Linked DNA regions of Homo sapiens: region 1 is linked to region 2. Evidence: chromatin contacts called from ENCODE Hi-C data. All regions are on one chromosome and are shown on one strand. Each heading gives the region's core, a stretch centred on a gene start or an enhancer-like site at or near the end of the contact. The rest is flanking DNA. Distances are from core to core; before and after follow the strand shown. Region 1 has its middle 8.4 kb from the start of LINC03013. Region 2 overlaps MINDY4 (MINDY lysine 48 deubiquitinase 4).

Evidence for each region. A loop is a pair of places that touch in the nucleus more often than their neighbours do. Pooled maps may share reads with other maps.
Region 1: a pooled map shows a loop between it and region 2 (15-fold over the local background). The contact joins two enhancer-like sites. A Hi-C loop is called at or near these places in 3 of 37 single-sample maps with no recorded cell type and 2 of 50 pooled maps.

Annotation. Positions count from the first base shown.
Region 1 is chr7:35,721,950-35,727,692 of GRCh38, reverse strand. No RefSeq gene overlaps it. Among named protein-coding and RNA genes, the nearest start is that of LINC03013, 8.4 kb to the right of the region's middle. Within about 2 kb of position 2,217, at least 7 of the 41 ENCODE cell types and tissues checked have a DNase peak (open chromatin) inside an H3K27ac peak, as active enhancers do.
Region 2 is chr7:30,797,456-30,802,874 of GRCh38, reverse strand. All of the region lies in intron 5 of MINDY4 (MINDY lysine 48 deubiquitinase 4), which reads right to left. All of the region lies in intron 7 of INMT-MINDY4 (INMT-MINDY4 readthrough (NMD candidate)), which reads right to left. Among named protein-coding and RNA genes, the nearest start is that of MINDY4, 29 kb to the right of the region's middle. RefSeq lists enhancers at 1,960-2,089, 2,956-3,075. Within about 2 kb of position 3,159, at least 6 of the 41 ENCODE cell types and tissues checked have a DNase peak (open chromatin) inside an H3K27ac peak, as active enhancers do.

The DNA.
Region 1 (5,743 bases), core at 968-3,467, 4.9 Mb before region 2:
TTCTCATTGGAACCTGGTGGGGGTGTGGGGGTCGCCAGTCTATTGGAAGTGTGTGTAAATTATGGGAGGAGTCTGTGAGGGCTGTCGCCATGCCTCCCACAGTGCTGGACCCACTGTCTGTACCCCAGGTGGCTCTCGCCTGAGAGGGGGAAGCCAGTGGCATGCATCTTGCAGTGATTGACAAGGCTGCTTGGAGGTGGCTCAAAAACTAAGGACACTCTGGAATCAACAATGATGCCAAAGGTGCTGATGTCCATCAACCCCCTCATCCTTTGATAGGAACAACTGACATTTTTCTCAGTCTTTAGTATAGTAGTGTGCAATGTTCAAGACAAGTCCTTTGTTCAGCTTCCATCCATATTTCCAGCCATAAGTTCTCCTTGAAAAGAAATGCTGAACCTTGTGGTTAAAAGGTACCCATGGCGCAGGCTTCATTCTTCCAGAGCTTGTATTTTTCCTCTTTTTTGCATAATTCAATTCAAATGTTTTTTGCTTGAGTCTTGGTTTTCCAAATTTATAGATGTTTCAGCTATGGCTGTCATCCCCTTATTTTATTATAAGTCACCAATCTCCTTATTTTATTGTAAGCCACCCATTTTTTTCATGAGATTAGGTTACTCACAAAGTAGCCCATTAATTGCAATTATAGTTTAATTACAGCATGTCCAGGTCTCTCCAGACCATATAAAATCAGGTTACATTTCCTTTTGATGTCCAAATTACAAAGGTAACAACATACTCTTAGCTTGACCTCAGTGTCCTCCAGCTATTTCTGGGCGTCTCCAATGGGGTGTGTCATTCGTGTTTATAAACCAGCTGCCATAACCGCATGGATCCACCTGGTCCTTTCTCTCCTGCTCTGGTTCCTCCAGGTCTGCTTTCTGCAGGGCCACATGGAAATCCTCAGTGTTGTCACAGCCCATCATGAAAGCAGTGCTGATTAAGCTCAAAACACAGTCCTGCCCTGTGCTGCCTGGTGGGGGTGAGGGAAAGCTGGTCCATTGGAAGTGTGTGAGATTCTGGGAGGAGTCTGTTAGGGCGGTTGCTGTGCTTCCCCCAGTGCCGGACCCACTGTCCATACCCCAGGTGACTCTCACCTAAGAAGAGGAAGCTAGTGCCATGCATCTTGTAGTGGCCTGCCAGCCCAGCCAGTCCTCAGGTTGTCAAAGCAGAGGGGGTTTTATGCACAAGCAGGGAAAATGGCCTCTCATCTCAGCACTGAGCTACACTTTGTCACCTGGGAGCTGAAGCAATGATGCTTGGAACTGAGAACCATAAAGGGTTTTTTGTGGACAGTTTCCCTGCTTTCTGGCTCTTATGCATCTAACCATTGGGGTCTAAAACCAAATCCAAAGAGCTAGGAAGGAAGAGAATCCATACCATCCTTCCAACCTCCTCCTCTTGGTTCTTAGCTCTCTCAGCAACACTTGGTTCTACTCCCCAGGTCACAAAGCAAAACTTCCCAACCATATCAACAGAGACAAACAGATACTCTTGTGTCTGTGAGAGTGTAGGTGTGCTGATGGGTGTCTACACTAACAGTCTACAATTAGGTTTGACTGGTCAAAATATATTTTATGTGCTACTTAATAGTTTTAATTCACTCTAATAACTGAAATATCTGGTTTTAAGTAGATTCTGAAGAGAAATGCTCCACATTACAGTGTCTTTCCCTAAAAGATAGAACCTACATACACATTGGCCGGGTGCGGTGGCTCACGCCTGTAATCCCAGCACTTTGGGAGGCCGAGGCGGGCAGATCACGAGGTCAGGAGATCGAGACCATCTTGACTAACACGGTGAAAACCCATCTCTACTAAAAATACAAAAAATTAGCCGGGCGTGGTGGCAGGCGCCTGTAATCCCAGCTACTCAGGAGGCTGAGGCAGGAGAATGGCATGAACCCGGGAGGCGGAGCTTGCAGTGAGCCGAGATAGCGCCACTGCAGTCCGGCCTGGGTGAAAGAGCAAGACTCCATCTCAAAAAATAAAAATAAAAATAGTAAAAATAAAAAAAAAATAAAAAAAGAACCTACATACACATTGATGTCATGTAATTCACAGGAGCTGCACAGGTGAGAACCTGTTTGTTGTGGGAAGAAGCAAGAGCTCCTCCCCACTTCCCGTGCAGGGCTGGGGTACGCAGCTGCTGTTTAAGAGCAAGGCCTGAGGTCTAGCAATGTTCTTGCCCATGTGAGGCCTGGTTTTGCCTCAAAGTAGAACTTCTGAAACAGAAAGTTTCCTTATCTCCCTGGCAGGACATGCGACAGATGTGCGGCTCGCATGTTCAGTGTCCCACTGCTCAAACCCCTAGGGGGAGCATGCAGACAGGTCGTGGGGAGCTCCGGACAACTGACATTTTTCTCAGTCTTTAGTAGAGTAGCATGCGGTGTTAAAGACGAGTCCTCGGTTCATCTTCCATCCATATTTCCAGACATAAGTTCTCCTTGAAAAGAAATGCTGAAACTTGTGGTTAAAAGGTACCCATGGAGCTCCGACCTCACAGCAGTGCCTAGGGTTGAGTATTTACAGCTCCTGAAGCCCCAGTGGGCATGTGTTACAGTGTGCTCTTTCAGTTTTGCCGTCTGCAGGCAACTTGTGTTAACCAGCTCAATTAGACCCTCTGCCGTATGACAAGGACAGAGGGCCTCTGTATCCTCAGTTCTTGCCCTAGCGTACCGGAAAGAATCGGATAACATGTAGGCTTGGAAGATCGGTGCAAGGTTTTATTGTGTGGTGGAGGTTGCTCTCAGCAAGGTGGATGGGGAGCCAGAAGGGGGATGGAGTGGGAAGGCGGTCTTCCCCTGGAGTCAGGCTGTCCAGCGGCTGGACTCTCCTCTGACTGCCCCGACCGAATTTTCTGCATCGTCTTGCCTCAATGGCCTGCTGTTGTCTGCTGGTGTCTGTCGGTGCGCTCTTCTGCTCCTCTGCTCCTCTCAACGTCCAACTGCTTGTGTCCACGCCCGCTAGGGTCTCAGGGTTTTTATGGGCACAGGATGGGGGTGTGGCAGGCCAGAGTGGTCTTGGAAAATGCAACATTTGGGCATGAAAACACGGGTGCCTGTTCTTACTTAGGTCCATGGGCACAAGCCTGAGGGTGGAGCCCTCGCCAGGAACCCCACCCTTGTCTACCCAGCACTTCCCTGGCCACCTCCTGTGTCACTTCTACTGTTTCCTGGTGAAAATAGTAACACTGAGAATGAGTTGGGGTGGAACATTGACCTCTCAAAACATTTATCATTTTCTCATGTAACAATGATGGTGTCATTTCCTGTTAGGGGCATTGGGGAATAAAAACACTTTTTAAAAAGTATAAAACATTCTCTTTGGAAATTTACAATAAAAAAAAAACACGATTCTTTAGTGAGTACTTATCCAGGCACTATTTAATTTACACTCAACATGGAGCCTATCAGTCAATCGTCATATAAGGTAGAAGCTACCATAGCTTCATTTTACGAATGAAGAAACTGAGGTGTAGACAAGTTGAGTAGCTCACTCAAGGACACAGCAGAGTCAAGATTCAGACCTGGATATCCCGATTCCGGGAGCTTTGCTCTTACCTGATGCACTCTTCCCCTCACCTTTAAGAATTTGAAGACTGTTGCCAGTCAGTTCATCAGATTCCCCTCAGTATGTATTTGAACACAGCACAATCTGTAAGTTGGTGTAAAAGCAGTCATTGACTGGCAAGAATTCTAAGGGTAATCTCATCAAATTACAATGCTCATCTTTCTGAGTAGAAATTTGGGTTTAAAGCTTTAAATTCTTAAAAAATAATACAGCCTCTAAAAAAACCCTACCACTGGTTATATTTATATCTACTTGTGTTATGATATAGAAACTTAGTTTCATAAGTAACTGCCAACATGTTTCCCAAAGTGGCTGTACCATTTTGCATTCCCACCAGCAATGAATGAGAATTCCTGTTGCTCCTCACCCTTGGCAGCATCTGGGGTTGTCATATTCTGGATTTTGGCCATTCCTATAGGTTTGTGTAGTGGTATCTCACTGTTGTTTTAATTGGCATTTTCCTGATGACATATGATGTGAAGCATCTTTTCATATGCTTATTTGCTATCTGCATATCTTCTTTGATGACATGTCTTGTCAAGATCTTTTGCCCACTGTTCAAATGAGTTGTTTTCTTATTGTTGAGTTTTAATAGTTTAAATGTAGAGAGAAATAGATGATGTTTGTTTACTAGAGTAATCAAGATATAATCATTTTAAGAGCTAGTTGATAGCAAATATAAGTTATTTGCTCTAAATTTGATAATATAGAAATCTATCTCTAATATAATAATAATAGTGAGAGACTGTATTCTTGTAGGGAAATTTTTTCTAAAAAGCGTGGTAAAGCTCTGATGATTCTATAATAGGTTCAAAGGATTGGATTTGTTAGATGTTGATGATGTTGATGGGTTGCTAGATGTTAGATCATGACTCATGATCTAACATCATCTAACACAATCTAACGTGATCATCGTCATGACTCATGATGAGAGAGAGCACAGCATAGTGGTTAAAAGTATGGATGCTGGCGTTCAAGTCCCAGTATTGACACTTATTATTTGTGTGACATTGGGCAAATTACTCAATCAGTGTGGCCTCAGTTTCCTAACCTGAGAAATAGGGAGTACAATATTACCTACCATTGTGGACTGAATGTTTGTGTCCCCCAAAATGCATATGTTGAACCCCTAACCCCCAATGTAGCTGTATTTGGATATGGATATGGTGGCTCTAAGAAAGTAATTAAGGTTGAATGAGGTGTTAAAGATGGAGCCCTGATCCCATAAATTAGTATCTTCATAAGAAGAGACACCAGAGAGCTCACTCACTCTGAGGAACACAGAGGAAAGGCCAGGTGAGCACACAGTGAGAAGGCAGCTGTCTGCCACCTACGAGGAGAGCCCTCACCAGACACCAGCTCTGCTATACCTTGGTCTTGAACTTCCAGTCTCTGGAACTGTAAGAAAATAAATGTTCGTTGTTTAAGCCACCTAGTCCATGGTGTTTTGTTATGGCAGCCCAAGCTGACTAATACCTGCCTTGCAGGGCTGTTGAAGGATGAAATGAGTCAATACACATGAAACGCTTTGCACAGTGTCTGGCACATGGGAAGCACTATATAAGTGTTAGCTGGAATTGCTGACCTCAGATCTGTAGATCTGGGGTTTGAGAATTGGTGATGTTTTGCACAAGTGTGATATACATAATTGTACTGAGTTTTGAAAAACATATTTGAATAACTAATTTTAAATTAATTAAGTGGGAAAACATTTTCATTCTAAAGTCAACCCAGTCGGATGAGAGTAAACATACCAATCTAGGTTAGGGCCAACATCTCATGCCTTCCTCCTTTCCTCCACTTCTCCTCGGTTCCCTCTTCCCTGGATATAACCTCTACCCAACGATAAGCAAGTTGTAATGGGTCTCTGGGGAAAGAGAAGACAGAACAGGAAATGTCTGCATAGATAGGGGAAGCCTGTAAAATGCAGATGATGGTTGTAATTTTAGGAGTTCAAATATAAATGGCATCGAGTTGAACTCTAATTTTAAAATAGTAGAGGCTAAAATGCTTAAATGTTAGTCTTTAAATGATTTTTTTCCTTTTATTGTATTTGACTTGTACATATTTGGATCCTTAAATCTTTAGATAACTATCATAAAAGTCAATTTAGGATGGAAGAATTATTTTCTGTGAAGGGTCAGGGAACCATGGACAAAGAAACAACTGCT
Region 2 (5,419 bases), core at 1,910-4,409:
TTGGTTGGGTTGGTTGGTTGGTTTGGTTGGTCGGTTGGGATGGTTGGTTGGTTGGGTGGTCAGATGGCTGGTTAGTTGTTTAGTTGGCTAGATATATGGTTGGGTGATCAGGCAGTCATGTAACTAGTTTTGTATGAACAAAAAAATTACTGAGTAAATTAATGAATGCCAACAGGCAAACTAAAGTTCAAATTGTTTCAATTATATGAAAGACTTACCACTTTTAAGTTTCACGATACTATCACAGACAGATTAGCATAACTTTCCCTTCCATTCTCCTTGCTAAGTGCACTCTCTCATTTGCTTGGCACTTATTATTGCCAGGTACAGAGACATGGCTGAGTAAAGACAGAGAAATAAGGCCCCATTCCAGGCCTCAAAAAGTTCATGAATATAAATATGAGTTATCAAATCATTGTTCTATACTGAGGGTTGTCCAAGATACTGAAGGAACAAAAGAAAGCAGCCAAACTCTGCTAACCAGGATAGGATTAGGGTGAGATAATCAAGAAGCCTAAGGTGCAAAATTTTAAGAGACCTTCCCTCTCAGGTTAATGCAGGTGTCCAGCCTGCAGCTGAACAACTGTGAGAGTGAGTAGCTCCTTACATTTTGCATCCTAGATGCTTCACCTCACTCAGCCTTGTTCTGGTCCTACTAACCTCTATGTGGGCCTTTATATGGGATTCTGGTAGCCAGGAACTGCTGGAACATAGCTAACAGAGCAGCACAAAAGCATCTTGGAGTGAGAAAAAAAGGAATACAGGAAAGATTCTCCATAATACCACTCCTGCTCTCTCACACTCATCTCCCAAATATTATCTCAGAGCCCAACAACTTCCTTCCATCTAACAGCTGCTACTTCTCCTGCATGGAACATCTTCCCAGCCTGTATCCCAGGACTCAGAACCTAGGATGGAGCTGGCAAGGGCCCAGGTGTGGTCCAAGGGAGATCTCAGAGCTGCCATGCTGATGTCCACAGATGGACAATACAAGATCACTCATCTTCCCTTCCAGGGGGATGTGTGGCCACTCTCTCACTTCTTTAGCCGCACTTTCTGGATCTCAAAGGAAATCTGAGTCAAGGGAAATCTCTTTCCTCTGCAGACGCATCAGATCAGAGACTTGGAAACCATGGAACTGAAGGTACCTTGGGGTTATAATAACCACACAAGGTTTAGGGGTCATCAACCCCATTTTTGGAGGGCTCAGAGTGGCCTGTAACATGCACTGGAGCTGTTTCTCATGTTTAATCTCCTGTGCCTACTTTCAGGAGGCCAGCAATCAGAAGGAGAAATGGCATTCCACTGTGGACTGGGGGCACATGTATAGGGTAAAATGTGATCAACAGGCTGAGAAGTGGGGAGAAGTGGCTGAGCATCGGGCATCAATGGCAGGTGTGGAGGACAGCTGTATCCACCACAGAAGAGAGGTCCCCAGAACAGGTTAAGAAGGTGAGGCTGAACCAGTGCAAGAGCCCAAGCAGGCCACTATCCACACAGGATGACCGGCATGCTGGAAAGGAAATAGGTATTGTGTGTCTCAAGAGTCAGATTTTGAACCTTAATAGTCTGATGTGAAGTCCAAATAATGCATAAAGACAAATTAAAATGAAAATTCTCCCCATTACTCATCCCATGAGGTGCAGATGTTTTCAGAGCTGGGATGCTCAGAAGCAGGGAACAGTCAATGAACCGCAAATGCCACATCCTCTGTAAGCCTCCTCCAAGTCCCGGCTGGCACAATTCATTCCCCCTCAGGACACAGAGAGGCATCTGTGCGCCCGTGGCTTTCACTCCAGATCTGGGGGCCTCCAGAGGCTCTAGAGGACCTGGGAGAGTTTGGGATGCACTTGTCTCTCTCCCCCTGGACTGCTTAAGAAAGGTCTGGTAGGGCCTGGTGAATGTCCCCTGAATTAAATTATGCAACAAGGGCAACGAGACTAAATCGCTGGGGTTGGGAGGATTGATGAAGATCTGCTGCCATCTACTGTCCATTCTTCTGCAAAACCTGAAAAACTGCCAGGCATCCCCAGTGTCAGAGGAGTGTTTCAATGCAAAGGCAGAAACACTGAGGCTTTGGGCCCTTGGCTGTATCAAGGCTGCAGAGACCCACAGCAGAACAAGGCAGGTTAATCTTCCCCTGGATCTGTGAATTAAAAGTACAGCCATTCCTTCTCCAATGTTACTGGTTTACCAGGAAGTCTTTTGCATTAAACACTGCCTCTCCAAGCCCAGGGCCCTCCTGCCCCCTCAATAGCGTCCCTTAACTGCTCCCTGAACTTCCACTCCTTTGTGAGGGCCACAATTTAGCACCCAATTACACAGGGCATCCCAGTGCACCCTGGGCTTCTGGAGGCAGGGAACCATATCATGCACTGGCATCCCCAGTGCCTACCTGGGCTATGACACCTCTGAACTCACTAAGACAAAAGGACGTGACCCAGCCACAAAGCCAGTAATGGGTAATATGATGCTCTTGCAGAGGGCTGCACATGTCATGATGGGAAAGGCTGTCTGAGCCTGGAAACAGTTTCGTTTCAGTCTCACCTTCTGGAGTCTGTATCCTAACCTGTAAAAGATCCCTGCTTGGCCCATCTCACCAGGGCATCCAATGCATCTAAGGTGATATCCAGGGACAGGCTTTGCAGTTTATCTTTACTGTAATACCTAGGGGTTGGGTGAATGCAGAAGGAGCCATGAGAACTGACATGGAGGCCACAGGTGTCCCACCCAGCTGCCTCAGACAGGTAAATACTTCCCAGCTGCTGTCAATGTCAGCTGCTAAGGGCTCACAGCTGCATCCTTTTCTGGAGAATCGTCCTTTGCCAAACTCATCTAGGAGGTTGCACACTGCCCGCCCCACTCCAGGATGGGCAGCCCACAGCCAATGACTAAGAGGGGCACAAAAAGCTCACTCCCTTGCCTTAAACATGGGACTAACTCTGAGTCAATTCATGCTCCACATCTCCCCAGGGGATCAGCCTGAGCCCTTAGCCCTCACACCTTTGCTGAGCTCCTTCCCCTGCCCAGTTCCACTTTCCTCACCCCACTTCCTCCTGAGAGCATGCCCCCAACAAATTACATGTACCGGAATCTGACTCAGGCTTGGCCCCTAGGGCATTGCTTCCCAAAGCTTGACACGCATGACATCACCTAAAAAGCTTGTTAAAACCCAGATTCCTGGGCTCCACCCCCAAACTTCTGACTCAGTGGGTCAGACAAGCTGTTTCTAAAAAGTTCCCAGATGATGCAGATGCTGCCAGTCCAGAGATCACAGTTTAAGAACCATTGTTCTTAGGAACCTAACCTGAGAAACCATTCAACAAGTAATAGGCAAAGGGGTTAGGGATGGTGGAATTTAACCTTGCCCTAGTCAGCCTGCCTTCAGCTCAAAATGCTGCAGCCAGGAACAGCCTGGAACAGGCCTCCAGTGACAGATGCTCATACTCAGGGCTGGGAGTGATTCCAGGTTGCTGTGTCCTAAATCCATTTACTATATACCCACAGGTGCTCAGAGGAGCCTATAGTCTAGGAAGGACTCCAAAGTCACAGGACCCTGGTTTACAGGCTCATTATTTACATAAGATGAGCCTTAGAGAGGTCAACTGAATCAAAGTAATTCAGAGATTACAAAAGAAGTCAGAAGTCTGGTCTAGGCATGTGTAGAGGGTAGAATTGGGGAGCCATTACAGAGCAGCCCATCCTACCCCTTCATTTACAGACAGGAGCACAGAGGCCCAGAGAGGCCTGGAGGTCTGCTCAGCAGACTGCAACCTGCAAGCACAAGACAAAGAAGTGCATGACATAAAGGCAAGATGGGGACTTGCTTTTACTGTCCTTAGACAGTAGCTGTGAGCAACCCTACTAACTTGGGCTCTAGTAATAGTCCTGGTGTGGAAGCCTCTTAAACAGCTTCAATAAAACCCCAGTGCCAGAGGAGAAATGTCACAGCACAAAAGTAACAGGACAGCTCACTGCTCACATGTGTGGACTGCAAGCACATGGACCCTGAACTAAGGCCACAGGAAGGCCAGTTCACAAAGAAACACCACTGGCCTGATAGAAAGTAAGATGCAGGGCTGGGCGCAGTGGCTCACGCCTGTAATCCCAGCACTTTGAGAGGCCGAGGCGGGCGGATCACAAGGTCAAGAGATTGAGACCATCCTGGCTGACATGGTGAAACCCCGTCTCTACTAAAAATGCAAAAAAAATTAGCCAGGCGTGGTGGCGGGCGACTGCAGTCCCAGCTACTCGGGAGGCTGAGGCAGGAGAATGGCGTGAACCCGGGAGGCGGAGCTTGCAGTGAGCCAAGATCACGCCACTGCACTCCAGCCTGGGCGACACAGCGAGACTCTGTCTCAAAAAAAAAAGAAGAAAGTAACATGCAGACCAGAGGTATAAATTATGGCCCAATGACCATGACCTAAACCTGCTTCTCCCACAGTCTTCATTTCAGGGAACGGCAACCCCCCTCTTACAGTTGTTCAGCAAAATCTTTGCAGTTATCCTTGCCTCCTTTCTTTCTCTAACACAGCACATCCAATCCATACACGAATCCCAATGAGATATGTGGTTTCGGTCAATATCAGACCACATATATCACAGTGGTTCCATAAGATTATAGTATCATATTGTTACTGTACCTTTCCTAAATTTAGATGTGTTTAGATAAACAAATACTTCCCATTGTGTTACAATGGCCTATAGCATTCAATACGGCAACATGCTGTCCAGGTGTGTATACTAGGAGCAACAGGCTAAGCCATTTAGCCTAGGTGTGTAGTAGGCTGCACCATCCAGGTCAGTGTAAGTACACTCTATGATGTTTCCACTTCAGCAGTCTCGAGGAGAGAGACAGGTGCACCCCAAACTCTCCCAGGTCCTTCAGTGCCTCCAGGGGCCCACAGATGTGGATGCGCTTCTGAAAATGCACTTCTCAGAACATAGCCCTGCTGATGTATGTCTGTATGTATGTATACACCCATATTCTAGCCCATGTCTCACCACCTTCACTGCCATTTCCCTGATGCAAGCCACCACCAGCTCTCTTCTACTACTGCAGTTGCCTAACTGGTCTCCCTGCCTCCACACTTGCCTTCCTCCTTCCACACTTGAATCTATTCAACACAGCAGCCAGAGGGACCCTATTAAAACACAAGTGAGATCACAGCATGTCTCTGCTCGACCTCCAAAGGCTCCCATATCTCCTAGATGCGGGAGTATCCAAAGTAAAAGCCAATGCATTCAGCAGCTTCCAGGCCCCACATGACCAAGCCCTTGCTTCCTTTCTTGCTTTTTTTCCTCTCTCCCTCATGTAGTCCAGCCTCAATCAGTAACATGCTCCCACTGCAGGGCCTGTGCACAACTGCTGTCGGCATTTGCGTCCAGAGATCAAAGTGCAAGTTCCCTGTCTCCTTTC